Linked DNA regions of Mus musculus: all the other regions are linked to region 1. The links are chromatin loops, found by intact Hi-C in ENCODE. Cell type or tissue: left cerebral cortex. All regions are shown on one strand. Region 1 holds the start of Gm10649 (predicted gene 10649). Region 2 overlaps Nr3c2 (nuclear receptor subfamily 3, group C, member 2). Region 3 overlaps Nr3c2 (nuclear receptor subfamily 3, group C, member 2). Region 4 has its middle 55 kb from the start of Gm22544. Region 5 has its middle 45 kb from the start of Gm22544. Region 6 overlaps Arhgap10 (Rho GTPase activating protein 10). Region 7 overlaps Nr3c2 (nuclear receptor subfamily 3, group C, member 2).

What was found. A loop is a pair of places that touch in the nucleus more often than their neighbours do. Peaks named below come from ENCODE experiments on the same cell type or tissue, not always from the same donor. Only the 100,000 strongest peaks of a DNase experiment are listed, where the experiment ranks them.
Region 2: it touches region 1 in a loop (2.0-fold over the local background); 3 of 42 quality-filtered maps call a loop at or near these places.
Region 3: it touches region 1 in a loop (2.6-fold over the local background); 7 of 42 quality-filtered maps call a loop at or near these places.
Region 4: a loop joins it to region 1, with 2.5 times the contacts of the local background. A loop is called at or near these places in 10 of 42 quality-filtered maps.
Region 5: a loop joins it to region 1, with 5 times the contacts of the local background. A loop is called at or near these places in 11 of 42 quality-filtered maps.
Region 6: it touches region 1 in a loop (2.3-fold over the local background); 4 of 42 quality-filtered maps call a loop at or near these places.
Region 7: it touches region 1 in a loop (2.1-fold over the local background); 4 of 42 quality-filtered maps call a loop at or near these places.

Annotation. Positions count from the first base shown.
Region 1 is chr8:76,897,324-76,901,323 of GRCm38, reverse strand. Gm10649 (predicted gene 10649) reads left to right here and starts at 703. Exons shown (of 2, transcript NR_028579.2): 1 at 703-1,218. It also overlaps a transcript of Nr3c2 not described here. In left cerebral cortex, a CTCF peak has its summit at 1,689 (motif pointing left); DNase peaks (open chromatin) are centred at 1,319, 1,587, 2,218, 2,351 and 2 more places; H3K4me3 peaks cover 2,945 bases; H3K27ac peaks cover 2,530 bases.
Region 2 is chr8:76,969,185-76,973,184 of GRCm38, reverse strand. The region is part of intron 2 of Nr3c2 (nuclear receptor subfamily 3, group C, member 2); the gene reads right to left. Among named protein-coding and RNA genes, the nearest start is that of Nr3c2, 69 kb to the right of the region's middle. In left cerebral cortex, no CTCF peak of the experiment used is centred here; DNase peaks (open chromatin) are centred at 939, 1,768 and 2,419; H3K27ac peaks cover 327 bases.
Region 3 is chr8:77,131,064-77,135,063 of GRCm38, reverse strand. The region is part of intron 3 of Nr3c2 (nuclear receptor subfamily 3, group C, member 2); the gene reads right to left. Among named protein-coding and RNA genes, the nearest start is that of Gm24838, 13 kb to the left of the region's middle. In left cerebral cortex, no CTCF peak of the experiment used is centred here; a DNase peak (open chromatin) is centred at 2,027; H3K4me3 peaks cover 365 bases.
Region 4 is chr8:76,074,942-76,078,941 of GRCm38, reverse strand. No RefSeq gene overlaps it. Among named protein-coding and RNA genes, the nearest start is that of Gm22544, 55 kb to the right of the region's middle. In left cerebral cortex, no CTCF peak of the experiment used is centred here; a DNase peak (open chromatin) is centred at 2,000.
Region 5 is chr8:76,065,513-76,069,512 of GRCm38, reverse strand. No RefSeq gene overlaps it. Among named protein-coding and RNA genes, the nearest start is that of Gm22544, 45 kb to the right of the region's middle. In left cerebral cortex, a CTCF peak has its summit at 1,602 (motif pointing left); a DNase peak (open chromatin) is centred at 1,596.
Region 6 is chr8:77,310,346-77,314,345 of GRCm38, reverse strand. It overlaps Arhgap10 (Rho GTPase activating protein 10), which reads left to right. Exons shown (of 23, transcript NM_030113.2): 19 at 3,465-3,615. Among named protein-coding and RNA genes, the nearest start is that of Gm24838, 170 kb to the right of the region's middle. In left cerebral cortex, a CTCF peak has its summit at 2,305; no DNase peak of the experiment used is centred here; H3K27ac peaks cover 372 bases.
Region 7 is chr8:77,237,672-77,241,671 of GRCm38, reverse strand. The region is part of intron 8 of Nr3c2 (nuclear receptor subfamily 3, group C, member 2); the gene reads right to left. Among named protein-coding and RNA genes, the nearest start is that of Gm24838, 93 kb to the right of the region's middle. In left cerebral cortex, a CTCF peak has its summit at 1,990; no DNase peak of the experiment used is centred here.

The sequences.
Region 1 (4,000 bases):
TGGGGCAGGTATACTGGATGAGGGGAGACACTAAAACTATTTTTTAAGGATCGTTTGTCTGCGCGAAGAAATTTCGACCCCTTTCCTTCGCCCAACCCTGATTTCCCTCCCATCCACCCAAGCACTGCACTTGCTAAGCCGAAAGATGGACTCCTTAACTTTAATTTCTAAGGACTTTTAGACTGGTTTGAGGCTCGTCTTTGGACTCCCCTGCTGGCTGGGAGTCAGCACCAGTGATATACACACCTAAATCTGGTCCCCTGGCCCTTGGCGACCCGCAGGCCGCCGGCGGCAGCTGTGCAGCTTCAGGCTCACCCTCACTCGCCAGGAGCTGAAGCCCCAGAAGGAGGAGGGCATCTTGTGCCCAAAGGCCCCTCCTTTCCTTACAGTTAGTTAAACCTCAGGATCCCGGATCCCAAGCCCAAGGAGACTGGAAGTCTCAGTCACTCCAGCAGGACACTCCCCAGAGGCAAAAGAAACTGCAGCGGAGACGACAAGCTGGTTGGGACTCCAGTGCCCATCAGTCGCCAGCGTAGAGCTGGCCCTGGAGCCCCTACACACATGAATCCCCCGCCGAGTGTCCCAACTTTCCCGGGAGGGTAGCTGTCACGCGCGCTGGGAGAGCACTCTCAGCATCGATCACGCCCGGGGCCGCGCGCGGGTGGCGAGCTGGAGCTAGGGGAGTTCCGGACCCGGCGGCCCGGGCTCGCCAAGCAGCAGTGGCTGCAACTCAGCCAGTGTGGGTATTCATTATTAAAGAAATGGACCGGGCTCTTTTTACTAAGTTTTTATCTCCTTTAGGGAGAGCTGGTTTTGCCCTGGATCGAAGCTCCTTGCAAAATCTAGGTTAGAATGGCACGGAGCAGCCTCCGCGCGCTCGCCAGCCTCCCAGCACCCGTGTCCCGGGCCGGCCTGGCGGGCACCTGGTCTACTGCCGGCAGCCCACCTCCTTGAGCCGACCCGCTTCCCCTCTGCACTGGCCCTGGCACCCCGGGGCCTCTCCCTTGCGTTCCTCGGCCCCCTCCCACCACTGTCGGTGCAAAGTGACAGTTGCTGCACTCACCTTTTCTAGGACATGGTAGGGAGACTGGGGCGGGGGAGGGGGCCAGCGAGACTCCCGCCGCCTCCGCCGCTGCCGCCGTCAACAGCAAGTCCAATACCGGCTGATCGGCAATCAGGATGGAGAGGATAGCAATCCTGGCAGTCGCCCTACTGACGGTGGGTACAGTAATAGAGCGACTGTGCAGATACCCTATTGGAGGCGGCGAGCCAGCAAGCTGGCGAGCTGGAGGCACTAAATTGCGCCTAGGGGGCTCCGAGCACCCGCCGGTCCCCAGCAGTGGCGGCCCGGCTTGGGGCCGGCGGGTCTCCCAGTCTGCTGGTTCGTCCTGCAGTGACTGTGGAGGTCCCGGGAGCCCGCCAGTCCAGCGGTAAGCTCCCGCGCCTGCAGCGGGGAAGCGGGGCTCTCCGCGCCCCCTCCCAGGGCTGGGGTAGCGGGTGACAGCTCAGGCAACAGAGCGTCTTGTGTGTGTGTGTGTGTGTGTGTGTGTGTGTGTGTGCGCGCGCGTTTGTGGGGGCAGCCGCAGGGGGAGCCCTCGGCGCCGTGGCCCCCTCCTCGGTCACACCCTCACTTGCAGTATGAGGCTGTCCAGCGGTCCTGCCACCCGCTGGTGGGAGACAGGGGTGCTGGTGGCTGTCGTCGGAACCCCAGCCACTGACAGCAAGAAGGCCGAGGGAAAACGGAACCCCAGTGCACGCACCCTCTTCTCTTCGCCGGCCCCCAAAGTCAGCCCTGACCTGGCGTCTGGCCTCAGGTGCAGGTGCCACCGGATAGGGAGTGGAGGGCTGGAAAACCAAGAGCGGGCCAGGAGGGAAAAGTTTCTTTCCTGCTCCTCCACTGCCCACCCAGTGAGACAGCTCTTGGGTCGCTGCCCTACCCCCACCGTGGGGGGGGGGGCACCAGGCGGGCCGGGGTGTCTGCGCACCAGGGCGCGTGGGAAGCGACCGCTAGCGACCCCGCGCTTCCATAGCGGCCGCCCGGAGCGCTGCGGGCCCAGAAAGGGGAGAACGGCTGCAACCCTCCCCCGTCGCGCGCCTCCGCGCCTCCCCGCGCGCCCCCGCGCCCTTGCGCCCGCCCGGGCAGACACCTACGCAGATGCGAAAGTGAAAGGCGGGCTCCCTGGCCGGGCGGCGCGGCGCGCGGGCACGCGGCGGTGGGAGGAGGACTGAGCCTGAGCTGCGATCCTGGGGTTCACTTGTCCCCCACGTCCTTCTCACTCTCTAGCCCTTGCCAAATCCTAGCCTCTCACCCCAAGGCACTCAGGTCACCCCAGTCCAGTGAATGTATGTGCGCGCGCCCGTTTTCACTCGCGGGTGTGCGAGATATTCTCTGCTCAAGACTCTTCCAATGCACCGTTACACACGCCCCTAGTTGGAAGTCTGCGGGGCGGGGAAAACTGGTGTCACTAGGAGTACACGCACCTGCTTGCTTGCTTTTTTAGAAATGAGTTAAATAAATCCGGGAATTCACCTCACAACCCTCTTTTCTGGTATGACACTCTTTCCATGGTTTTCTAAGCCCCCCCCCCCCCTCTTCCCAATTCCTTCCTATACAGAGGTGAAAGTTGCTGGTCGCCATTCAAAACGGAACTGTCCTGTTAAAATAATCCCTGCCTTTCTCCAACCCCATTCCCACACTCCCACATCAGCTTAGCTGCTCCACCACCCACAGCGATGACACTTCTCAGTTCTTTGGTGGCTCAACATGGCTTTTTGACATGGGGCAAAACAGTTTTCTTTTCTTCTGCTTTTTATTGGTAAAAATGTTTTCTAGGTTAACTTTTGTGAAGGTATGTCTTAGGTGAGATCAAGAAAATGTTTTCTATAATTTATAATAAAATTTAACTTTATATTCAGCTAACTTAAAAAAGGACAATTTAGAAATATACTGATGTTGGCAGACTGACTGGAAATGCCTCAAAAATAAGATGGATTGATAGTGATGGACTGGTTAAATAAACTGAAAGATGTGTGTGTATATATATATATATATGGCATGTGTATGTAGTATAATAATGGAAGGATCAAATTGCCAGTACAAAAGTTTTCTCCAACTTCCTTGTATGTTTGAAATTTTTTTCATAGTAAAACATTAGATGAAGAGCCACCATTTATTGTAACTGAGATAATGTAAATTCCTTTTCCGAGATTGACATGTTAGGCTTGGATGACTACCTTCCCATTTACAGAGTAAATTTAACACAAGAATTCTTTCCCCACAGATTCCTACCACTACGTTAATCAATGCTTTTAAATACAGATGATGTGATAAAAGTATGGTATAAAATGGAGTTATTATAACTGCAACATTTCAGAAATTTAGGAGATTTCCCCCTATGTTTTTACTTGAGCATGTTACAAATTTTTATCTGTTCCGCCTTTAGGGTTGTTTGATATCAACATCTAAGATTTAATACATATATGTATATTCTTTTGAAACCCCTTTGGGCCAAGATAGAGGGGCCATGTATGTCAGTTTCTTTTATTTCTGGGGAGAGATTTAGAGGATCTTGCAATTATCCATAGGCAAAGTTTTAGGTTTTTCTATTTTTAAATCCTATTCTGAGTATTAAGTTTCCCTTGCATAATCTTGCTTTGCGGGCATTCTGAGAAGACAGCAGCTCAATGCCACACCTCCTTGTGAAGGACAGAGGGAAGGTGGTATTGCTTTTGTAGGACTAGCCCACCAGTGCCCTATCTGAAGGACCCCCATGAGAAGGAGAGAACACTTAGGGGCAGAGTCATTTACATGCCCAGCAGGAATTAGTTCAGTCAGCTTCAGTATGTGTCTAGCAATGCTATTGCTTTGGAAAAGGTATCTTCTAACTAACTTTGTTCTTCTCAACCTTTTAGATAAGCATATTTGTTCTTTGCAAAAGGAGAATTTCAATTTCTTTTGAAAAAGAGATTAAAAATTAAGACATGGACAGCCACAGGGACC
Region 2 (4,000 bases), 72 kb before region 1:
AGGCGGCCATATTTACAGTAAGCTCGCTAGTGTTTTCCCCAACAGAAGAACAAAGGGCTCCATGTGGAGCAGCCTTGTGCGCTTCCAAGCCTGCCCAGGAAAGAATGTGGCCCACAAGCAAGGGACCCCTTCTCTCTCCCAGCTACACTTGTAGCTTACCCATTAAATAGCCACTTATTTCACCCAGACAAACCCAGCCTGTTAACTTTCTTTACTCTTTGGAATTTCAGGTGCTCCTACTTATAACTGAAGCAAGACCCCTGAGATGGGCAAGGGTGGATTTTCATGGTTAGATTTAAGGTGCACCTTTCCATTATGTAGTTAGAAAAAAAATTAACTGTAAATAGACTGAATAGCATCAAGAACATTGTAGTGTGGCCTAAGTTTTAGTATAGTATGTCCAAGGTTAGTTATAGAATTAAAATGTATGTTAGAGTTTTATGAGGAACATTAAAATCAACAATTACAAGTGTTGTTTTCCGTGTTATACTTACTTGGGAAATGTGCTGAAATAAAATGAGTATTAGGTATACCCGTGTTTATGATTCTTTATAAATACTTGAGAGTGAAACATTTAAAATTACGATTCATTATCAGCTTAGTGTTCTCATTGGTTGTAGTGGGAGGGGAGAGATAAAAGATATTATAGAGACTAGTCCATCATTAAAACCACAAGGAGAGAAAAATACAGACAGACTGAAGGTCTACTTGGGGCAGGAAGAAGAGGACAACATTGTAGGTAGAAATCTGGGAAGGTCATGATGGAGGGTGAGTCTGGGGTTCATACTTGCAAGGTATCAAGTTATGAGCAAGTCTGGGGACTTGGGGAAAAAAGGAAACTAGGGAATTAAGTAAGTATGTTCAACTGCTGTGAGCTTTGCCCAAAGAGCAGGGACTGCAGAGAGAGCTTTATTTAAAAATAGACTCTGCTTACATACTGAGACAAGGAGCTGGCTGAGTGACAGAGCACTGGCAGCTGGCATGAATGGCCTAGGCCGGGCAGTGGAATGAGGGGAGAGGGGCCTCGAGCTCCTGTCCTGTCATCACTGCAGGATAGTGAACCTGAACCTCAAGAGTGGACACGCCACAGGCAGAGGGCTTCAGCAAAGGTTTGGTTCTAGTTCACACATGATCTTTTGTTTCCTGGTGACAGATGGTGTCCAAAAGTTCTCTCAAACAACAGACAGAGGGCCTTCCAATGCTCTAGACACAGTAGGACAGAGCTACGTGACAGCCTTAGTGTTGTTCAAGGCCACCAAGAAGTGGACAACAGATATACCAGCTATAGGGAGAAGGGGACAGTGTACCCAAATGGGAGTTTGAGTACCTCGAACGCTTCACTCTACATAACTGATGACTCTGCCATAGCGCTAGACAGAGGAAGAACACCGAAGTAAAGTTGGAATATTCAATTTTCCGGCAACTTAGTACAAACAATTGAAAGACAACACTAAGAAAACACTCATACCCATCAGACCAGAAAAAAACCTTTAGTCATTAATAGCACTCTTGGCCAGGATAAGGGGGCTGCATACACTGCTGGTGGGATATAAACTGCACATGGATGCCTCATCAGCTTCCAGATAGGAAGAGTGTTCACCCTGGTCTGGCCACCTCATTGCCAGGACTGTACGCTTGAGAAATAGTTCCTTTGCACGGGCAACACATGAAAGGATCTGCTGCATCATCACTTAGAATGTGCTACTCCACAATGGTGACAGAGAGCCATAAACAACTTAAAAAGATCTGAGCAAAGCCAACATGATACAAAGCAGTACACAATATGATACATTATATGAATTTTCAAGGCTGAGTCTGGCAGACTTACAAATCTAGCAGCCAGGAGGCTGAGGCAGGAAATTGAGCAGCTTGAGGCCAGCTGGACTGCACAGAGACATACAGAAGACGATGGTAGAAGGCGATTAGGCATCTAATGAGACAGGATTTAGAATCCAAGTTTATCTCATATGTAATTATGTGGAAATTGAATAAGGAGTTCAAAGATAGGCTCCCCAGAAAGTGAAATTAGCTCTTCAGAAGCTACAAACATCTCGTCTAAAGTATACATGCCTTTCTTCAGATCATTTTTATTTAATGATTCCATCTTGGGATGCCAACAAGGTGCTTTTGTAGTTTGTTTTTCTATGACAGCAATCCTCAAATCAAGGTGGCTAGACCGAGAGGGGAGGAGCCAATCCAACAGGTTCAAGCGGGTCACTTCCCCACTTCCTTGGCCTGCCATATCCCCTTCCCCTCTCCTCCCACCCACACCACTGCTGAGCCTGAGGTCCCAGAGGCACACCAAGGCCTCAGGGGATCTGCTAAGCTGAACGTTCAAAGAGCCTGAAAACCATTCTGGTAACAGCCTGGCTTCTATTCAGAAACAAGAGTTGGCACAAGATAACAGATTTATTTTGAAAGTAGAGGGGAAAAAAGTTATATTTTGAGTATTCTGTATCATCTGCTAAAGAAGCAACTGCCATTTCCTAACGACACCAGAGACAAAGGCAAGGAGCAGAAGCAACGAAGGCCAACACCATAATTAGAAAATATCTTTTCACATTGAAGGCTAACAAGGAGGAGGTAAACCCTGGGGCCTTGCCCCCCATACGATGTTTCTTTCAGGATGAAGACGTCATAATAATGAGGCATCTATTTGTACCTAATTTGGGAAATGAAAATTGAGGTCTATATGAAAATGGACTTAAATAATCACAATGTTATTCAAAAAGGCATAAAGGAAGGGAAAGTATCTCCCTAAAATCCAGTAATTTGGCTTAGTACTAAGTACCAGCAGTACTATCACCATGCAAATGTATATAGTTATATAAACCTTTATACATTTATAATATTATAGTGGTGTTACAAGCTTTACCAAAATTGGGTGTTCAAAGAAACATGAGGATAGCAATAACATTTGCAGAAAGTGATTTAACATCTCCTGGTGCTGTACAATGAATGATAGTGAGGGCTGCTAGTGAGTGACTCAGATGCCACCAGTGTCTCTAAAATCCAGACTGATTCTAAATAATAAATAGCTTTGATAATTTGCTAAGATTTCTAAGTTGTTTCCAAACTATCTTTTTGAATTCTTGCTAGACCAAACTGATACATTAGCAGGGTATATTCAGGAACATTTCACCATTAGTTTAAATGCAAGAGGGCAGGGCTGGGGAGAGAGCTCTAGGGTAAAATACTTGCCTTCCAAGGGTGGGGACCTAAGTCTCATACCCATAATTCATGTAAAATAAGGCCGGCATGGGGTCATGGTGGCACACACTTTAATACCAGTGGTAGGATTTCAGGCAGAAATGGTTTGATCCCTGGGCCTCACTGGCCATCCAGCATAGCCTACCTGGAGAACTCTAGGCCATTGAAAAACTGTTTCAAAAACCAGGTAGAAATATTTTGAAGAACAACAATTAAGGTTGCCTTCTGGCTTCAACAGGCACAGGCACAGGCACACACAAACATAAACACTTTCACAGTCTACTGTCCCATGTGATACGTGCTGCCAGACTCATGATGCTGAGGATCTCTGTATAGTATAAGATGTTTCAAACATTAAAAAATGCAATCAAAACACTCCTGTAAACAAGGTATAGAATGTTGACAATTATGGTTAAGACCACCGTTTACCATGCCACCCATGACCACCACAGCTCATGCACTCTCGTTAGTGTTCTGAACAGAAGCACCAAGGACTTTCCTTCAAGACCACTAAACATATTTATGGAGTGCTACTAGCCTTTGCACAAGTGTACATTAGAGGTTCTGCTCTAACCAATAACCTCTCAAATACCCTTTTCCCTTTGACCTTTGAACATAGGTTCATGCAAGTTTCTCTAATTAGAATTTTTTCCTTCAGGACTTTACCGAAGACTGCCACCTACCTAGATCTCATAACATTTCATAAAAATCTGAAGAGACTATTCCCTGTACTGAACAACTAACATACACACAATATACACAAGCCAATTCACAGGGTAGAGAGAGCAGC
Region 3 (4,000 bases), 230 kb before region 1:
TTCCCTCTCTCTTCCCATGGCTACTTCCATGGCCCCAGTCCTTGGGAATTACCCAAGAGCAACTTTCCAATAAACCTTCATTTAATCTAATTTAGCTTGAGTTGGTTCATTTTACCAGCAGAGAAATAATTTATCCCAAGTGCCAAAACCTGGGAGCCCAGCCTCTGGGCGGGAAAGTTCAGGGTTGGGGGCAGGGTATGCCAGGTAGCGACTGGGAGATGCTGGGAGAACCTGGAGCCCAGGTCTATGTTGTCCATGTGCTGCCTGCCTCGCTGTTCCTCAGTAAGGATGGCATCTAAGGAGGATGGTACACTTTAGTAAGAGAGAACACTAATGTGCTCAGGGGAAATCAGACAAAAAGCCCCAGGGTCTAGCAGCTCCAATATCAATATCAACAGGTTCTAACACCTCTTGGAATCTTCGAGGAAGGATTCGTGGAGCAGGGGAGACCTGGACTAGAACCTGTGAACAGACACTTAGCCAAGCAGGGGCATTGCATGCATTTGGGAAATTCTACTTTCTACTTAGAGCTTACTGCTGGAAGGGAAAGCATATTAAAGAGTGAGTGGTCCTGCAACCCCAAAGTGCTGGAACCTCATTCTGAGCCCCAGAGATGGGGACAGTTGTGACACACCTTTCACGGTTCCTCTGGCAGGAGGAAGCCACATGGTGTCGTACCTCAGGCCTCTAGGACTTTTGCTCATTCTGCTTTGATAAAGAGATTTGAGAAAGATATTTGGCTTGCTTGCCTCAGTCCATATTCTTCCCTCTGAGGAGAAAATTCTGTCAGAGAGTAAGTAAGCCCACAGCCTCCTGGGTTCTGGGGAGGCCTGCCCTGACCGAGTGGAGCCCATGCCTGTGTCCTGTTTCCAGGCTCGGGTTGCAGATTCCTTTTACACTCACCACAAAGCCATATCCTTCAACTCCCCCCACCCCCCTTGAAAAAGGCTGATATTTTATCTTCCACAAGCCACTCCTTTGTTTTTCAATCTGCCCAGAGTCTGGGTGGGGAAACACAGTATGATTTACGATTTACGAGGTCTCTTAGAGATTAAGAGACCAACCAAAACCAGAGTCCCCGGGAGAAGAGGGTCCTGCACTGTGGAGTCCTCTGCTGCGATGCATAGTCTAGTCCTCTGCTCACACTCCCTTTATTTTGGTGTTGGCTTCCCAGTTCCTCATATGTGAAGTTCATTAAAGGCAGGGGACCTACAGGCTTGGCCCACGATGGTGACAATGCATACATTAGGATAACAAACCTCTTCAAAGCTGAGGCATGTTTTAACCCCTCCTGTTGTCATTTGGGTTGTCCTTTTAAGAAACAACAAGCTTGTCAACTTTCTCCAGCCACCTTGCTTTCCTTTATGTTAGTTTTAATGTTTACTGTGTTTTGGGAAACAAGTAGAATTTTATACTTTTTATACTTTAAGGCTACAAAGGAGATTCACTAAAAAGGTAGCGAGTTACAAGGTGGTTTAATATTTAAGACATTATTCAACTAGATGATCTTGCTTAATAATTTGCTATCTATCCAATGTCAGTAAGTCTGAGGGTTGGGCTGATGCTACTCTTCAATAAAACTTGGGAATCTAAAGTGGAGGCGTGGCCCAGACGCATTAGGAATGCCTCTCCACTTAACCACCCTTGGGTACTCTGGAATGACCTGACCTCATGAGTAACATTTCTTGTTTTCAATACAAGAATTCACTTTCAACATCAGAAAGGCCATTTCACTAAGTCCTTTTTAAAATTAACTTTCTGCTTAAATCTCATATTCATTTTTAAAAGTTCATTTGTTGTCTTGCTTGAGGGATTTTTTTTTTCCTCAGCTGACAACTGCCCAGCAACAGTAGCCCATGTTTGCAGTCACTATTTTGGGCTACATCACGTGTCACTTACATAACCTTGTTTAACTGCTATTGAACTGGTTCAAACAACCTGGGAAAGAGATTAAGGCAGTCCCGGTCCCAGCAAATCCCCGCATTGCAGACTCTGGTGTGCGATTTCCCATCCCCCATGCCGGCTCAGACTGCGGTGAGATGGGGTGCGGCAAGAACTGGTTAGTCATTCCTAGAGCCAACTAAAACACAGGATAATTAACTTCCTCTGCTCAGTTAAAACCAGTCTGGCCTGCCCACGATAAGCCAATGGACAATGATCCCCTGCTGCCGCTGAGTTTTGAGAGTGAGCTCGGATTAACGCGCTTTAAAATGCCTGGAGAAAGACTCCAGCATAGGTTGTCTCTGCCACCTTGACAGAGGATCTTAAAGTTAGGGTTCAGGAGCCTAACTTTAAGTTGGAAGTCAGATTGGATTTCTGGTTCAGGAGTTTGTTATGAAGAAGAGTAAGCATAAACACTCTTCTTAGAGTGAAAGGTGTTAGTTTTTCACTAAAAATACATGCACTTGTATATATATGTGTGTGTGTTTGCTAACTATGCTGACTTATATTTTAAACATCTTTTCAGAAAAGATAATAAAAGTAAATATATGGAGAAATCAAAATGCTGGAAGATTTTAAACTAAAGAAACACTTGTCATGACAAAGAGTAGATGAAGTGAATTCGCAACAAGGAGATGATGATGATAATGATATATGTATAGTATAATTTTCCCAAGAATGTATTACATCCTATTCACATCCCATACTAGGACTTTCACCCTTTTGGGCTTCACTATACAACAACATCTGTTGTAGAGACAAACTATTAAGTTATTCAGGGCACTGGGCAGAAAACTAACATTTGTTAAATTCTCATTATGTGGTAGCTGATTTACAAATTATATAATTTAGTCCTTATTGCTGTAAGGGAGCCTATGAGATCAGAGCAATTGTCTCTATTTTGCCAAGTCAGACGCAACCATGCAGCCGGGTTATATGGAATTCCTGCTCGGAGCTATGTTACATAGAGTATAGATTCTTCTTTGGATCCATTTATATTAGAAATATTCTCAAGGGGCTGGAGAGATGGCTCAGCACTGACTGATCTTCCAGAGGTCCTGAGTTCAAACCCCAGCAATCACATGGTGGCTCACAACCATCTGTAATGGGATCTGATGCCCTCTTCTGGAATGTCTGATATAAAATAATAAATCTTAACCAAAAAAAAATCCTCAAGATACTTAGGCCTGAAGGACAAAATGGCACTAAAACAGAATCTGTCGTGAAAGGTGTGTTTAGGATGCCTACACAAAAGCATCATTAAGCAGGGTGATGCTGAGAACTCAGGTATACTGCAGCTCTAGTGGTACAATACAAAGGCCGCTAAACTTACACACTGCCGAGCATACCAGGTTCTGCCTGATCTGTAAGAACTTCAGTATCCCGGACTTTGAAGGACACAGGAGCACACCCCTTTGTGCTAGCTTCTCCACAGTTGGCTTTTTGACCAGTCAGCTAACTCACGATGGTCTTGAAAGCAGAAAGGAGGGCATAGTGAGAAAAGGGCCCTTATTCAGCCACCTTAGCCTTCAGACAACCTTTGAAAGCTTTTCCTTGTTTGTTTTGCAATCTTCATTTACCTCCTTGGGAATCACCAATGAGCCAATCACAGATGAGGGGTTGATATTGGTAACAGAAAGACAACTATCTTATAGATATCCACCAGCACTCTAAATATTTCAGCAAAACAAAACAAACAACCAAACCAAAAAAAAAAAAAAAAAAAAAAAAACCCCGACAAAAGTAAACCAAACCAAACCAAAAACCCTGTGAAACCAATTGCCATGAAGTCCTTTGCATGTACACACTAAATTGACTAGTTTGGAGTATATAAAGTCTGAAATTTAAGAGGCTACATGATGGAAAATGTCTCCCTATTTTTGCCCTAACCTCCTGGATCTACATCATAGCAATAACTATTATCAATTTCATTGTATCCTACTAAGACCCCTTTTAAAAGGACATATGCTTGTAAAACCACAATAAGTATGCTTAGGTTGTGAAATGAGGCATTACGAATTTAGTATGTCTTCTTGTTCTTCTACTAATCCAACAAACC
Region 4 (4,000 bases), 820 kb after region 1:
GAAGCTGGATTGGGGCTGATAGCTCAGCCCATTTTCAGAGCTTAGGCAGCATAGCAAAGCTACATGCAAGATCTCCTTATATTCGTATCTTTACCCTGAACCCAGACCCAAAAAGATAAACACTAGATATTATCTCTCATATGTGGATGTTAACTTTAAGATTTTTGGTATGATTAAATTGGAGTACCTCCTAGAGAATTAGTAAGCGGTCATGGGGAACATTTAAAGAGAAGGGGAAATAACACAGGTGTCATACAGAATAGAGGAGAACAACAGAGCAGAAAGGAATTTGGGATTTTTTAATGTGGCATCTTCCTTGCCACTACCATTGTTTCCTGCCACTGCCTTGCTAGAAGATTAGTTCTATAAGGAAAGTGCTCCAGTCTTTGGTTTCCTCCTTATTTATACCTGTATGATGCTGTCTTATTTCTACCTCAACTACATTTCTGCTTTTTAGGATAGTTGTAATTTGGTATAATTATGATGCTTACTTCTATGCAACCTATGAATAATATATAATATATGCTCATATATATGTACTACATATCATATACATATCTATATTATACATTATATATGCTATGTAATATATTTATTAGTTAGGAATTTACATATATTAAACATATTTATACCTGTGAATTACATCCCTAATCTACATGTAAATACCATACAAAAATTATATATGAAGAAAGATAAATTTTATATTGCTGGTATGATGATATACATATGCTAAGAGATTGATATACTGTGTATTTTCATATTTAATTATATAAATTTAAAAATTTATTATATTGCACAATTATATATGCATATAATTAGACATATAAATTCTTAACATATTTTCTGTTTTTATATAAATATAAAAACTGTGTGACCACTCTTTCTGTTTGGTATAAAAAGAAGACATTTCAATGTTTGTTTATAAAACTTGATGTTCTATAACTTGGTACCTTTGAAATCCTTGATCCCAAATAATTTCTACAACTTAACAACTAATACCATGAAATAAAGATAGTTAAATCTTTGAGCTCAAAGTTTCTCAATATTGAAATGTTTATCTCTTAGGTAGTTATGGGGCTTAACTACAGCAATTTTCATGAAGTGGCTAATGCACTCTAAGGCACTCAATGTATGCCTGACAGTCACCACTGAGATGTGTAAACCTGGTGATGACACAGTTATAGAGTTACATGGGGAGACTCAAGGAGAAGACCAGGACAGAGTTACTATGCATGGGTGACAAGTCCTGTTCAACCATATCACAACTGAATTGCTTATTTTTACTGTCACATCAGTTCTGCACAATTGGTTGCCATCAAACTACTGAAAATGAATAATTTCTTTTTTCCTGCTAGGGAAAAAGTACTATGCAAAATATGCTTTTATGGCTTCAAATGTTGTCTTGGTATGATGTAATATAAATTATAAAATGAAATACAATTGACAATACTTAAAGTTAAAAATAGGGATTTAAATTATGTTTACTATTAAACCAAGCAGGATAGTCATAGATTCATGTCAGTAGTTGGTTCCACTGAGTACCAATGTTAGAACATGATTCATACTCCAACTGCTCTACTTTCAGGCCTATAGAACTGCATGGCTATATAGTAAACAATTCTAGAATTATGCATGTGTATTTACTTGAATAATGCCTCACACTACTGTTTTAATTTTTCAAAAAGAATGCCAATCTAAAATCTACAGACCTCAGTAAATGTGGTAAATAATGACGTTGAAAAAAAGACAACTGCTCACTATACTTCTCTGGGTTCTAGGGACATTGGAAAAGATGTCAATTTGGTGAAAGTGGATTCACATCAGCACTGGTATGAAGCTGCCGGAGCACATAGTGGCAAACTGTGAGCCAGAATTTTCCATTTGGTTTATATTTTTTTTTGTTCCTGAGTCATGGGAACTTGAGATTTTAGAATTATTCACAAAGAAAAGAACAAAGCAACACTGTGCATAAGTAGCATGGCAGCCCAGATTCTAAAATGCTAGGTGTGGGGGCAAAGGAAAGATTAATTCAACCACATAGAAGATGCTTCAAGTAAGCCTTGTGTGGAGGAGAAAGAGTGTGGGGGAAAGAAGTGGGAAACAGCAGGGGTACCATCAGGGAAGAATGTGCTAGAAGCAGACTCTGTCTCAGAGATGGAGCCCTCTGGCATTATCTATGTCATGATGATTCATTAAGGATGGATGGAACTCACAGACTGAGCAAGATGAACAAGTTATTTTTCCACGTATTAACATATTAACATATGTCTACCTCATCTTTATGCCATATATATATATATATATATATATATATATATATATATATATATTACACACATACACACACAAACACCTGAATCTATGAGATCAAAGCTAGAAAGGCTGCTAAATATTATATAATACAAAGACATACTGCCTATCTTCATCCTATCAAGAAATTATCAAGAATTATCTACCCCAAAAATATCAATATCACCAATGTTAAGAAATCTGAATTAATTCATTAGTCTTCTTATCAGCCCTACTATATAGGTATTGTTATTACTGCCATTTTGAAGATAAGGAAAGTAAGAGACAGTGAGGTTAACTAACTGGCTCATTGTTTATATAAACACTTGATAAGAATCCAGGCTGATATCCAAGACCAGCAGCCTGTTCTTTCATAATCCTTGTTGTATCACCTCCGCAAGTCTACCTTGCTCTCACACCAAATGCAGTTTATCTTCATTACTTTGATGTCTCTCCACAAAAGACATCTTTTGTCTCATCTCATCTCCTGCAATTTTGTCTCCAGCCCAGACTACCCAGATGTTGGTGCTTCGTCCTATGTGGCACATCCTTTCTATAAATCTCTGGCCGTTCCACCTACTTTAGTATGTGCAGTAGAGGGAGTTTGTGCATACCCTGTCAATGACCCTGAACAACAGGTCCTAGCACACAGGACATGCTTAAACTTACTCTGAGATTATTTCACCTTTTTGTCTCTCTTCTGGCTTTTCTATCTTTTGAAAGTTTTGGAGATAATTAATGTATTCCATATAACGTGTAATAGATAATAAAATTTAAAATTTGTATGAGATAGCATCTCGCAGAAGTGATGTTCCATATACCTCCTGCAGTTTTGGGTGCAAATCTGCTTGAAAACATGAGACCTCCAATCAAATGCAAATTCTTACATATTAAAGATCCTGAAAGAAATACAACAAGGTATAAATATTGAAGAGCCATTCTAGAGTTTTCAAAACTCTTGTTGCTTATCACAAAATGTGCAGATAGGCAGCTCTGATGTCAGTAATGAAGAAGCAGGGAGCAATGGTCTGGTTTGTTTGTTTGTTTGTTTGTTTGTTTGTTTTTCCTACAGTCCTCCACAACATAGATTTGCTGGTTCTATGTTGAAAAACCATGAAACTTTTGACAGTAATTTCTAGAAGTATCTGATGCCATGTGACAGATGGCCTGTGACTTGGCATTGCCCAATGTGATATGCTGTAACTAAATGTGACTTTCCTTTCTTTAGAGCTTTCACTTCTGTGCAAACATTAATGCCAGCCTGTGAATAGGTGCTGGAAAGAGAAGGAAAGGAGGGATGAGAAAAAAGAAAGAAAAAATAGAGCAGTGCCTCAGTTCACTAGAGGAAAACTCAATAAAGGAAGATGTAACAACAGAAGGGTAGAAGAAAAACTAGAAAACCATCATCATCCAAAAGCCACAGGAAGACAAAGTGAGCAACAGCATTGAGGTTACAATGGGCTGAAAACCGACCTTTGAATTTCTCACTATGGGAGCCATTGAAAATGCTCAAGGTGATGATTCTAGGAGACAGGCTGTTATTCTTGGGTGAGATAAGTCTTCTTTTCTCTTCACCGTATATCCTGTATATGATGCCAGAATTCTGCTTCTGGTAGCAGAGCTGAACACAGTTGAACATAAGTCACTTCAGTGGAGCCTTGGTAGATGAACTCTATAAAGCAGATGTGAGGCAAGGAGCAAGAGCAACAAA
Region 5 (4,000 bases), 830 kb after region 1:
TACTGGGGCATATAATCTTCACAAGACCAAGAGCCTCTCTTCCCATTGATGACCGACTAGGCCATCCTTTGCTACATATGCCGCTAGAGACAACTACAAACTCTGAATTTGAATCCTTTCTTGGTGATTTAAACTAGCTTCCCCATACTTGCAGGAAGTGCCCTCTTTTAAAACATATTTAATGTGCTTTTCATTATGTGTATATTGGGGTGAGTGCACAGGAAGACCCTGGAGCTGGAGTTGCAGTCAGTTGTGTGCCACCTGATGTGGGTCTGGGAACTCAACTTCAGTCTTCTATGAGAGCAATTAAGTCTTCTTAGACACTGAGACATTTCTCCAGCTCCAGGAAATGCGTTATTATTACTTAATTATATTTAAATAATACTAGACCATGAAGTTAAAAGCATACATGAAAAGATAGTAAGGCATAGTGAGTAGCTTGTCAGAGGGAGAGAGTGCTCAGTCAGAGGAAGAAGATATCTCTCCATCAAATAGTCTTTTAAAAAAAATTTATTGGATATTTTCTTTATTTACATTTCAAATGCTATCCCCTTTCCCGGTTTTCTCTCACCCGCCAGAAACCCCCTATCCCTTCTCCCCTCTCCCTGCTTTTATGAGGGTGTTCCCCTATCTACCCAGCCACTCCCATCTCCCTGTCCTGGAATTCAAAGCTGGTTTCTATGTAGTGTAAGTGTTGGTGGGTTTTAACAGTGTGAAAAAAAAAGAACCTCAAGATTTAATTGGTCCTTCCTGACCTTTAAACTTCAACTCAGATTTGCTGTTCACTGGTTACCTGCAATTACCTAGCTTCCCCCTTAGAGATTATGGAGGGATGCATCAATTCTGGGAGTCCTATGTTACAATGTTCACCTATTATATTTTGTGAATTTTTCTGGAGATTAGTTTGAAAAGGAGGACTAGAATACTAGAATACTAGAATTTACCCAAGAATGTAAAGAACCATTGGAGGGATATACAGATAGGTTTGGAAGAAAGGGCGACATGAGTTAGTCAAAGGTTGAGGAGAGAGTTTGAAAGGCTCCTGCCATGTCGGATAGTGCTCCATCCATTGTGGTCCTATTATCATCAGAAAATTCATAACACTGTTGAAATTGTTGGAATAGCACTTACATCACTCTTAATGCCATACGATGCAGACAACAGCCTTAGTCACAGACAAGAAGGTTCACATATTTAGACAAAAAACATGGAAAACATCTGATCCTCCAAAATCTATTTTAAAACTCCACAAAATCTATGCAGTACAAGGCTCATTTATGGTCAGTCATTGCTCTCTTGAAGGCAGACAATTATTTTTAATAAAATTTGAGTACCCTGTGTACGAGTACTATGCACCCAGTTACCAAGGAAAGATTCACTCTCACTGTAATAGCAAAATGGTTGACAGAAATATTACATAAGGCAGTGAACTTACTACTTTCATGTTAGATTCAATAACGTTTTGCTTTAATTATTTTATTTAAAATACTTAAATATGTGTACAAACATCCTCTGTATTTTTCTATAAGTTACAAAGCATCAGAATTCCCCACCTGGGCATAAAATATCTGGTGTTTACTTGAAACACACTGCCATCTGGTGGTAGGTGTTGAACATTTCAGATACGGAGTCCCTGGGCTCCCAAGACCAAATACTCAAGGAAAATGTTTGAAAGATTAAAATAATAATAAAAAAAGGACTGACTGAATTTAAAATAATCTGTTAAAATTGACACATAACTTATATTAGCTAATACCAGTTAAGATTGAATTGCCTTATGAATCAGTTGATTCTTAGCGTAAACCTACTTTTTCAAGTTGTGTCATATGTAATTTATGCTTTTCTCTTCATTATTAAATGGAAAATGAAATTTTTCAGACATTATATTTTGATTAGAGTTTCTTTTCTCCAAGCCCTTCCAAAATTCTCTCCACATCCCTATCCACTCTGAGCCCTTTCTTAAACTTTCTCCTTAGAATAGAAACAAGCATCTGAAAAGACAATCATAAAATAATTTAGAATAAAAATCAGCAAGCCAGAAGAGGACAAAACAAACAAGCATAAAAGGAAAAATATCCAAAGAAAATTCACAAGAAACAAATATAAACTCTGAAACACACATTCACACATACAGAAAACCCATGGAAACAAAATAGGAAAAAGATTGTGAACTTTAAAAACAAAAATACTCAAACCATTATGAGAAAAAAAAACTGCAAAAGTGCCATTGAGTTTGTTTTGTGCTGGTCATGTACTGCTGGTCTGTCCTTAAGTGTGTTTCGTAGACCCAGTGAGACTCCGTTGGAAAGTCTCTTTTTCCTTTATGAGAAAGTACCAATTGGAGACGGCTTCTGGGATAGGCATGGGGGCATTCACTCACGTCCATTCTCAACACTGGGACTCCATCTGGCTGCGCCCTGAGCGTGCTTCACGGTCTCTGTGACGTTGTATGTGAATCAGCCCTGCCTGAGTCTAGGAAGACTCTTTTTCCTAATCACCCACCCTATCTGCCTCTTACAATCTGTCTTCCTCATTTTCTGCAATTCCCTGAGACATTATCCAGTTGCCTGTCTCTGTGTGTCTTCCTGTCTCCTGCAGGAGGAAGCTTCTCTGATGATGGCTGAGCAAGTCACTGCTCTGTGAGTGCAGTAGGATGTCCTTATGTTTCATTATGTTGCTATATTCCTTTAGGAGAACAGTAATTAAACTTTTAATTTCCCATGTACATCAATTTTCAAACTTCACTCATATTCATTATGGGACATGGGTGTTTTTCATTCTCACACATAAAAATGAGGCTCAGATAAGGGAAACAAATCCGTCAAATCCCAATTTTTGTTTTATTTGTTTTGTAAATTACTGAAGCATATTACAGACTCTGTTTCTAGTCCGTTTTCTTCCTGATGTCTTCTCCTTCTGTGAGAATGAGGTAAGGTGTCTTCACTTGCTCTAGACTGAAGACTTGAATAAAGTGATGTCCCAAGCCTCCCAGTGCAGGCTGGATGAGGCTGCAGCATACAGGATGGGAAAAGCAGTGAACTCCTACAACTCTGCTTACCCTTCTTTTTCTGTCCTGACTCTCTGCTTGCTTTATTCTCTTTCTCTTTGCTTTGCTCTACAGTTACATTTTAGGATTTATTCTTAAAATAAAGGTCAGCATTTTAACAAGAGTACACCCCACTTCTTAGTGGACCTGCAGGGGTCCCTCTGTCTGGTTGATCTAATTCTTTTAGAGTTAATCAAAGTGATATTTAAGGTGGCATCTTTGATGGAGCCTCTGGGTGACTTATGCCATCCATATCAATGAGACCTTTTCAACCATAATCTTTGATTAAGTGATCTGTGAGTACAGTCTTGAAATTTAATTTGGTGATGTTTCAGAGACTAACTGAAGCAACAAGAATCCCACTTTAAGATCATTACCAGTGCTAACTTTGTAGTGCTATGGAAGATAGAAGAAAGGTCTACTGCTTGTCTCTCCTTGAGTATGACTTGTGGGCATGATTCTACATTGATCAGACTCTGTCAGAAGGCTTCTTATTTTTTTTTTATCTATGATATTTCACCTTGCATGAAGCAGTTATTATTTAAAATCTACCTAAACGAATGGATGCTTTCCTGTATTGTCAGCCCATATTTTGACTTTTATTGTACAGTTTCTACATTAGAAAACTTAGGACAATGAGTTCAAAGACCATTCCAAGACCTAAACTGGAATGTATCTGTGTGGTATTCTCCTAAATAACCTACTGGGAAAACACAGCAAACATAATTGGGAATCTTTATTGGTTTGTCAAGACAATTTAAAGTATGGGAGTTGAAAAGTTGATCTGCAAACACTTTGCCTTTTCTTTACCTCAGGTATCATAACGCTACTCCCCATGACCACGTTTCTTTTTCTGTTTCTTCTACCCTTCAACTGCAGGAATTAAGATCTGGAATTAGAGAGTGGATAACAAGTTGAGAATGATGGATTAGTCTCTCCTCAGCTTTGTTCTCC
Region 6 (4,000 bases), 410 kb before region 1:
ATGTACAGCAAAACAAGATGAGCAATACATTCTAGAATCAGAAAACAGCTCGGCAATTTAAAGTAAAAGAGCTTTGCTTATCTCCTCCTTGAGACGCAAAAAGGATATAATTTAACAGCATTCCTACACGTTGCAGAGAAAATCATAACAATTAGGTTTGTATGCGTGTTGAAGGGACAGTCTTTGCACTGCTGCTAGTACACTGAGGTGGCTGTGTCTGAATTGATGCTAGCACAATGAGAGCCGAGGTGGACGTGCCTGACAGAAGCAGAGCATCACCCATGGGCTTATGTCCACGAGCCCCAGGCCTGCCTTGTCTAAACATCGGGAAGTGATTTACATTTGAAATTTCAGTGTTAAGTTAGAGAAATGAAGACATAACAAACTGTTGCGAGTAGCTTTCTGCTACCCTGCCTTAGTTCTGGGAACGGGCGGTGCTGCCAGCTCCTACCCAGCTTCCCTTTAATCCATGGATAAAAGAAGGCAAGTTCCTTTTCAACTTGACTTCTTGGCACAGTTGCTGGGCGATATGATCTCTGGCCTGGAAAAGCGTGCCCTTATCAATACTCTTAGCTCCATACCTCCTACCTGCCCTAACTTTAGCTGCTAAACTCCCCTGACCACCCGCCTGTGGGAGCAGCCTGTGTGGCCACTCTGTTTTGTGATCTCACATGGCTGGTCATCTTTTCTCCATTAGAAACCTGTCGAACCCTGACTCCTCCCTTGAGTCTCCCTTTTCCTCCAGGGACCTGGAAGTCCTGACTGTACCTTTTGCTCAGCAATTGACCCATGGCTTTCTTTACTGACAGATCAAGAACTAATTGGGGAACAGGACCTTAGCACCAAAACTGCTCCTACAACAAACAACTGTTTGAGTCTAAGTTTTGGGAGAGTCATGGAAGCAGTTCATCTATACCTGTCCTTTTAGCGCCATATGTGTGCCTTTCTCTAGCACACCAGACTAACTGCTCAGAGCACTAGCTCTGAGAATATTTGCGATGGTAGGAGATAGGCCCTGCCTTGTGAAGAGAGTGCTTAAGCAGATCCGTGTCCTCTGAATTTGAGTTTATTGTTTATGCATCACTGTCACCATTTGTTCTGAGTCCTGTGAGCCTAGTGCTGTACTGAAAGTGGATTTTGGCAAGTCTCCCAGTTCACTAACATCAGTTCCAAGCATCAAGCCCAGCTTCCATAGCTGCTGAGGTCCCAGAGCCAAGTCAGTGCTGTGTCTAATGAATACCTCGGCTTGGTAACTGTACTAATGTAGAGGGTGGTTCAGCTCTCTGGATGCCAGTCCCTCAAAGAATTTATTAAGACAGTGGTTGGTAGCTGGAATCTTTGAGTCATCATATACATAAATGGGATGGGGGCGTGATCTAAGGAGTTGAGGTGTGTGTCTAGTGCCATTTTTTTTTCTGAAATATTTTTTGGTGTTCTGATTTTTGCCGTCAGTCTTTCCTGTTGACTTCCCAAGTCAATGTTTCTTTGCTCTAGCTACACAAAAGAATGCCCTGGGAGCTTTAAAATGTAAATCAAAGCAAAGCAAAACAACTCAAAGGTGCATATTCTGGTGTAAGCCCAGTAGTGCCTGTTGTATTCTGAAGACCAGCCAATGTTTGGCCCCAGTTCCTGGTTCAGAGCTAAAGTTCTGAGAGGAACTCAGTTCAGTCTTCAGGAAATGGTGGAGTCACAGTTGTTTTGGCTCTGAGGTTCAGGCAAGCACCTTTATCTCCTTCCCGATAGCCTTATCTGGACATCCCATCTTCAAATGCAGTAGAGGAAGAGGCACAAGGATGGCTGGCACCTGCACCTTGCTGTCTGTGTGGGTTTTCAGGAAGGCCTGCTTGGAAAGTCATCACCCGCCTAGTGCCAGTCTTCAGAGCCTAACTTCTCCATGGTTTATGGGTGCTTTGGATGTCCTGGCCCAGGATGTTGCTTGGTTTTTTCTTCTGGTAACATCCCAGAGGCATCTGCCTTGTTGGTAGAATTCAAGTGTAGATAAGTTTGGGGCTGTTATCAAAGTGTGGTCATAGTGCAGTTCTCTCTGAGTGGGATTGGCTTCTCATCGTCTCTCCACCCAACTCTTCTGCTCCCCATTCGCCACTTGAACAGCAACAATGGCCACAGTGCAGCTGGGCCAGCCTCTGGCAGCAGAGAGTTTTTCAAGGCACGTCGTCAGTTTTCCTGTGCACTCCCGATTTTCTGGAAAGTCCCTGTTAGCAGATACAATAGCAGACAGGATTTTCATTAGCAAATGCTTATCCACAGCAATTTAACAATTTCTTATTCTGTTTATACATGAGGGGGCAGTGTGACACCATAAAGCAAACAAACTGTTACATTAGCTTATTTTTATTGGTGTAGGGTAATTTTTAGGTGACATTTCTAGGATGTTCAGCTAAACCCCTTTCACTGTCAGGTTTTCCACCGTGGACACCAGTGTAAGGCACGCTGTCACTCAGCATAAGTCACGTGCTTGATTCTATCAGATGAGTAGGCAGTAGCTTTAGTGCTTTTTACTTGAGTTTACACTTACATTCTTTTAAAGCTGCGAGCTTGCTTCTTGTCTCCACCTGAGGAGCGTGCCGGTTGCCTGTGGTTGCAGCGTCTGTCAGGCCCATGGCTCCAGTGTTTTATTTCAGGGCTTCATTGAAGACTACAAGACTACTTGTGCTAGAAGGGAGCCTTTAACCTTAGGTCCGGGTGGCCAGGGAAGGTCTGTGATAACTCACTGCAGTGCGGTCTGCCTCTCTTTATGGCACATGTATTACTTTGTCCAAAGGAAAACAAATTGCCAAGCAAAGAAGCAGCACATTTTAATTAATGTTATTATATCTGATATATGAATGACATTGTAGATAAATCAAGGTGGTAATGTTCTGGGTCTCAGAAATGTAAGGGAAAATTATTAAGAGGGGTGGAAGGCATTAAATAAATTGATGAACTCTATAAAGCATTAAATAAGGAAATTATGAAGAATGTAAATAAGAACCGAGACAGGTAATTGCATAGCGCAGGCTATTTTTTAATGTGTAAAAAAAATGTTTGCAAATGGATGTTTCTGTTTGTGTAGTTGGAAGAAAAGATCAAGTTCACTGTTTTAGCATAAGAACTTTGTGAACTTAAAGGGTACTTAGTGTTTTAATACTGCATCCTGGCTACCTTCTTTTGGGAATGAAGGGTTGCGGTTTTGTCTGCCTCATGAGAAAAACCATTGTACTTGTTTTCTTTCGGAAAAATCTTACTTGAAACACAATGATTTGATAGTGTTTTAATTTTAATGAGATGCTTTATTTTGAATTTTTATGTTAATCTTTTCTGATGTTAAATTCAGAGGGTTGGGATTTGGCTCTGACCCATCACTAATGAACCCCAAGTCTACTGTGGCTGGACTCTGCTTTACTCCAGCAGTGCACAGGTCTTACTCACGGACACCCATTGTCATGTTTCTTACTCAATGACAGATTTTTCGAACCTCGCCTGATACCACATTTGCTGAGCCCACATGCCTGTCAGCATCACCCCCAAACGCTCCACCACGACAGTCCAAGAGACAAGGGCAGAGGACGAAGAGACCAGTGGCCGTGTACAACCTTTGTCTTGAGCTGGAGGAGGGTAAGGCGCTGATTGGGCTTTCTGCTCGGTGGCATGGCATGTTGACTGCATGACAGTCACACACCCTCTGGGCAGTGTGTTGTGCTTCAGTCTCAGTTCTAATTTCTGTCCCCTCAGATTGTAATGTTTTAGATTAGCAGGGAGGGTGACGCTTTCTGGTCAGAGAGAAGAATGCAAGTTTCTGTTTTATGTTTGTTTTTGTTATGCACAGTTCTTTTTTTATTTTGAAGACAGCTTAAATTTCTCTTTTGGGAGACTTGTGTGACCTCCTGTGAGGTTACATAACCCAGAGACAAATGGAACTAAAATTAAAGCAGACCTTTGATGTGAGGAGCTAGTGGAGCCAATGCACTGCTAATGCGTCTGGATTAAAGGCACCGGTCGG
Region 7 (4,000 bases), 340 kb before region 1:
AGAGGCAGCATCCTAGCTGATCAGACAAAAGGTGGGTTCCAGGACTTCACAGCAGATCCTCTCACACAGCTCAGTTGGAAGGGGACGGAGAGCTTGGTGAGCACTCAGGTTTGCTAACACTTTGTTAACTTAGCAAATGCTGCATTATTGGACAATACAAGCTGGGAGAAAGCATATGAAACATACAACGGCACAACTGCTCAAAACTCCCTGAGGCTTGGGTCATCCATTTATCACTAGGAAATAAATACGATCAAAGTGAAACTAAACATAAGGTCAAAGTCAGAGATATGTCAACAGAAGAACTGCCTTCAAAATGACCCAACAGTGACGCCCAGCACTAGCTAGCTGTCTTCCCCACAAAAGGACCAAGCATCCGTGAGAACATGAAGCTTTGAAAGGTTCAGGGATCTGGGAGGACAGCACAGAAAGAGGAGGAGAATATTCCGTCACTGGACCCTCACTGGAGCAGAGGCAGTCCCTTCTCTATACTGTGTGCATGTGGGGGACTGTCCCAGCAAACTATTAGGATGATACTGATAATCCCTACAACTCAAACTTCACTATTCTGATGGGCCTGGTGGTAACTAACCAAAATTCCTCCCAGTGATTTTGCTTTGGAAAATGAATTTACTCCACTCACCATTAGCCAGGTACAGGCAGCAGCCATCTTAAAATGAGGTCTACTCTGAATGTAGTCTGCTTTCATGGTCATAAGCCACTGTATGGAATCATCTGAGGCCCTAAACCTGGCTAAGCAAAGTGACCCAGGTCTCTTCCTGGGTGCTGTGACACAGGAATGGATGGCACTGTCCTCAAGAACGACTTTACCTTTGAGACCAGGGATGTGGCACCCAGGTGAGGACTTTATTCAGTGCCAGGAATGAAGGCAGATGCCAGTGTGGTTTCTGTTGCCACCGCCTCCCCACCATGGCTCCCTCTGTCCTTGATGGGGCTTTATGCTTCTCCTTGGTTCCAGCTCTTGCCCCGCAAGTAAAACCAAGAAACTACTACTGTCAAAGTACAAATCTCACGGAAATGGCAAATCCACAAAACAGGAACTGGAAAGGGTTAAACGTTTTCAAGACAGTAATTCATCAAACTAGAATGAATGAAAACAGACTAACTAAAAGGTGCAGGCTGGGTGAATGGATTAAAAACAAGAAGATAATGACTACAGGAAGCTCACTTTGCAAGTAAAGACACAGACTGAAGATGTCAGAAGAGGCGTTTCCAAAAATGCACTAAAGATCCAGAGCAGCCAAACAGCAGGAAGTTGTAATAAAATATTCCATCTAAGCCAAAGGGAGAAAAAAAAAAAAAAGAAAACAACAAAAAACCCAAAAACCAGAGATCCCAAAGTACATCCATAACTGATTTTTTATAAGAGGTTTTTAAAAAATACAATGGAAAAAAATCCTTGCTCTACTAAATGCAGCTGGGAAGGCTGGAGATCCATGGCAGAGGATAGAAACTTGATCCTATCTCTCCCATGAACAAAAGTCCACTCAAAGTGGATGAGAAGCCCACATGGAACATATAAAGCCCTGCAGCTACAGAAGACAGCCGGGAGGAAAGCGTGCAGGACACGGCTGCAGACAGAGACTTTCTCTTTAGGAATTCAAGCAGAGAAACAAAAGCAAATACCAACACTGGTGAGTAAGGATTGCCTCAAACGAAAATTATCAGTACAGAGAAACACTCTACAGAATGAAGAAACAGACTATAACATGGAGGCAATATTAATGTGTTATCCACCTAACTGAGGCTTAATAGCCAGAGTACTTAAAAAAACAAAACAAAACAAAACAAAACAAAAACAAACCCCTCAAAACTGATGGAATAGCACAGAAAAGCTGTGAGTGGTCTGTATGGATACATCTCAAAAAAAAAAAAACAAAAAACCAAAAGTGGCCAAAAAAAATTAGATAGAAAAACAAATAAATGAAAAGGTAAAACAAAACAAAAAGATAACTTACACTCATTAGCCACCAGGGGTGTACAAGTCCCTTCCACACTGAAATCAGCTCACCAAGCATAGAATGGCTACCATGAAAAACTGCTGACAAAAAGCAGAAAATTCATGTGCCATTAAGGGAAATTTAAATTAGCACATACCTTATGAAGATAAACATGGCCACTCTTTTAAGAAAAAGGAGTTTACTATATGATCCAGTTAACTTACAGGAAGTAAAAATCAGCACATTAAAGAGAGAACTCCATGCTTATTGTGATGCTGTTGACAGTGGCCGACAGGATCAACCTTCGTGCCCGTCAGCATGTGATGTGTGAGGGATTAAAACAGTATGGTGGCTACACTCAGGAGGCAGTGCTTCTCAGCCTACGGACAAGGAGAGCCCTATCTTTAGTAAAAGCAATGGAACTGGATGGTACAACAGTGAAATGAGCTGGATGTAAAGGGCAGACATTCTGTCATTTAAATTGAAAAAATTTGAACTGTAAATAGAGTATTGATTGCTAGATGCTGGAGAAGGGGGCGGGTACAGTGCAGCTGATCAGTATTTGTACAGAAATATTATACAAAGCCTAAGACAAGAATGAGAAAAAGACACTCGCGAGGGAAGCTGAGAAATGGAATGTTTGAAAAAAAAAAACTTGCATATTAGAAAAAAATGGGATGATGTATTTAAAGTCTTAAAAGAAAAAAGCTGCTAACTAGAATATTACATTCAGCAAAACTACTATTAAGAAATAGGCAGAAAAATTTTTTCAACACACAAAACACTGAGGCACTCTGTCACCATCAGAACACTGGAGTCACCCTCCAGGGAACACTTGCAGGGCCTACACTAGGAGCTAAAGGTTGATAACCACCATCTTTGAGGAATATGAAAACTCAGGGCTACACCATACAGCCAGCAGACACACAGAGAGACAAGTGTAGTCAGGGTTGTCTATGTAAGAACCCAGGAGAATAAGCAGCTAAGGACAGACAAGAGGTACACTAAGACATGGGAGAAACAGACACAACCACAGCTGCACACCGTCAGTTAGCAACAATAATCTAGAATGTAAATGATTGACGTTCTCCAACTAACATATATATACATTGAGTGAGTTTGTCTCAGGGTACTAGACGCAAAGAAGAAATGGACTTCATTGGTAAGTAGGTACTCAGATGAGAAGTAAAGGAATTGGAAAAGATGGAACATAAAATAGAGAACAGAAGTCAGATAGGTAGGTAGATAGATAGATAGATAGATAGATAGATAGATAGATAGATAGATAGAACCAGGCAGATACAACTTTAAATTTTTTAAAATGCTAAAGGAAGAATCTGGGGAGATGGCTCGGTGGGTAAGAACACTTGCCTAGCAAGCATGAAGGCATGAGTTCAAATCACTGCTTAAAAACTTGTGTGTGCAGGGCCCCCAATGGAGGAACTAGAGAAAGCACCCAAGGAACTAAAGGGAACTGCAACCCTATAGGTGGAACAACAATATGAACTAAGCAGTACCCCGGAGCTCTTGTCTCTAGCTGCATATGTATCAAAAGATGGCCTAGTCGGCCATCACTGCAAAGAGAGGCCCATTGGACTTGCAAACTTTATATGCCCCAGTACAGGGGAACGCCAGGGCCAAAAACGGGGAGTGGGTGGGTAGGGGAGTGGGGGGGGGTATGGGGGACTTTTGGTATAGCATTGGAAATGTAAATGAGCTAAATACCTAATAAAAAATGGAAAAAAACTCAAAAAAAATTTTAAATGCCAAACACTACATTTTGGAAGATTTTGGGGAATAAAATGTTTGAACTATCCAAAGACAAAAAAAAACAAACAAACAAACAAAAAAAAACTTGTGTGTGGCTGCATGCATTTTTGTAACCCCAGAGCTGTCAGAGGTGGAGATAGTAGGATTATTGTGGCTTGCTGGCTCTAGCCTACCTCTAGATTCAGTCAGAGCCCCTGTCTGAAGTGGGAAAGGCTACGGGTAACAATAGAACAGGACACCTGACGTTCTCCTTTGGCTTCTGCATGGGT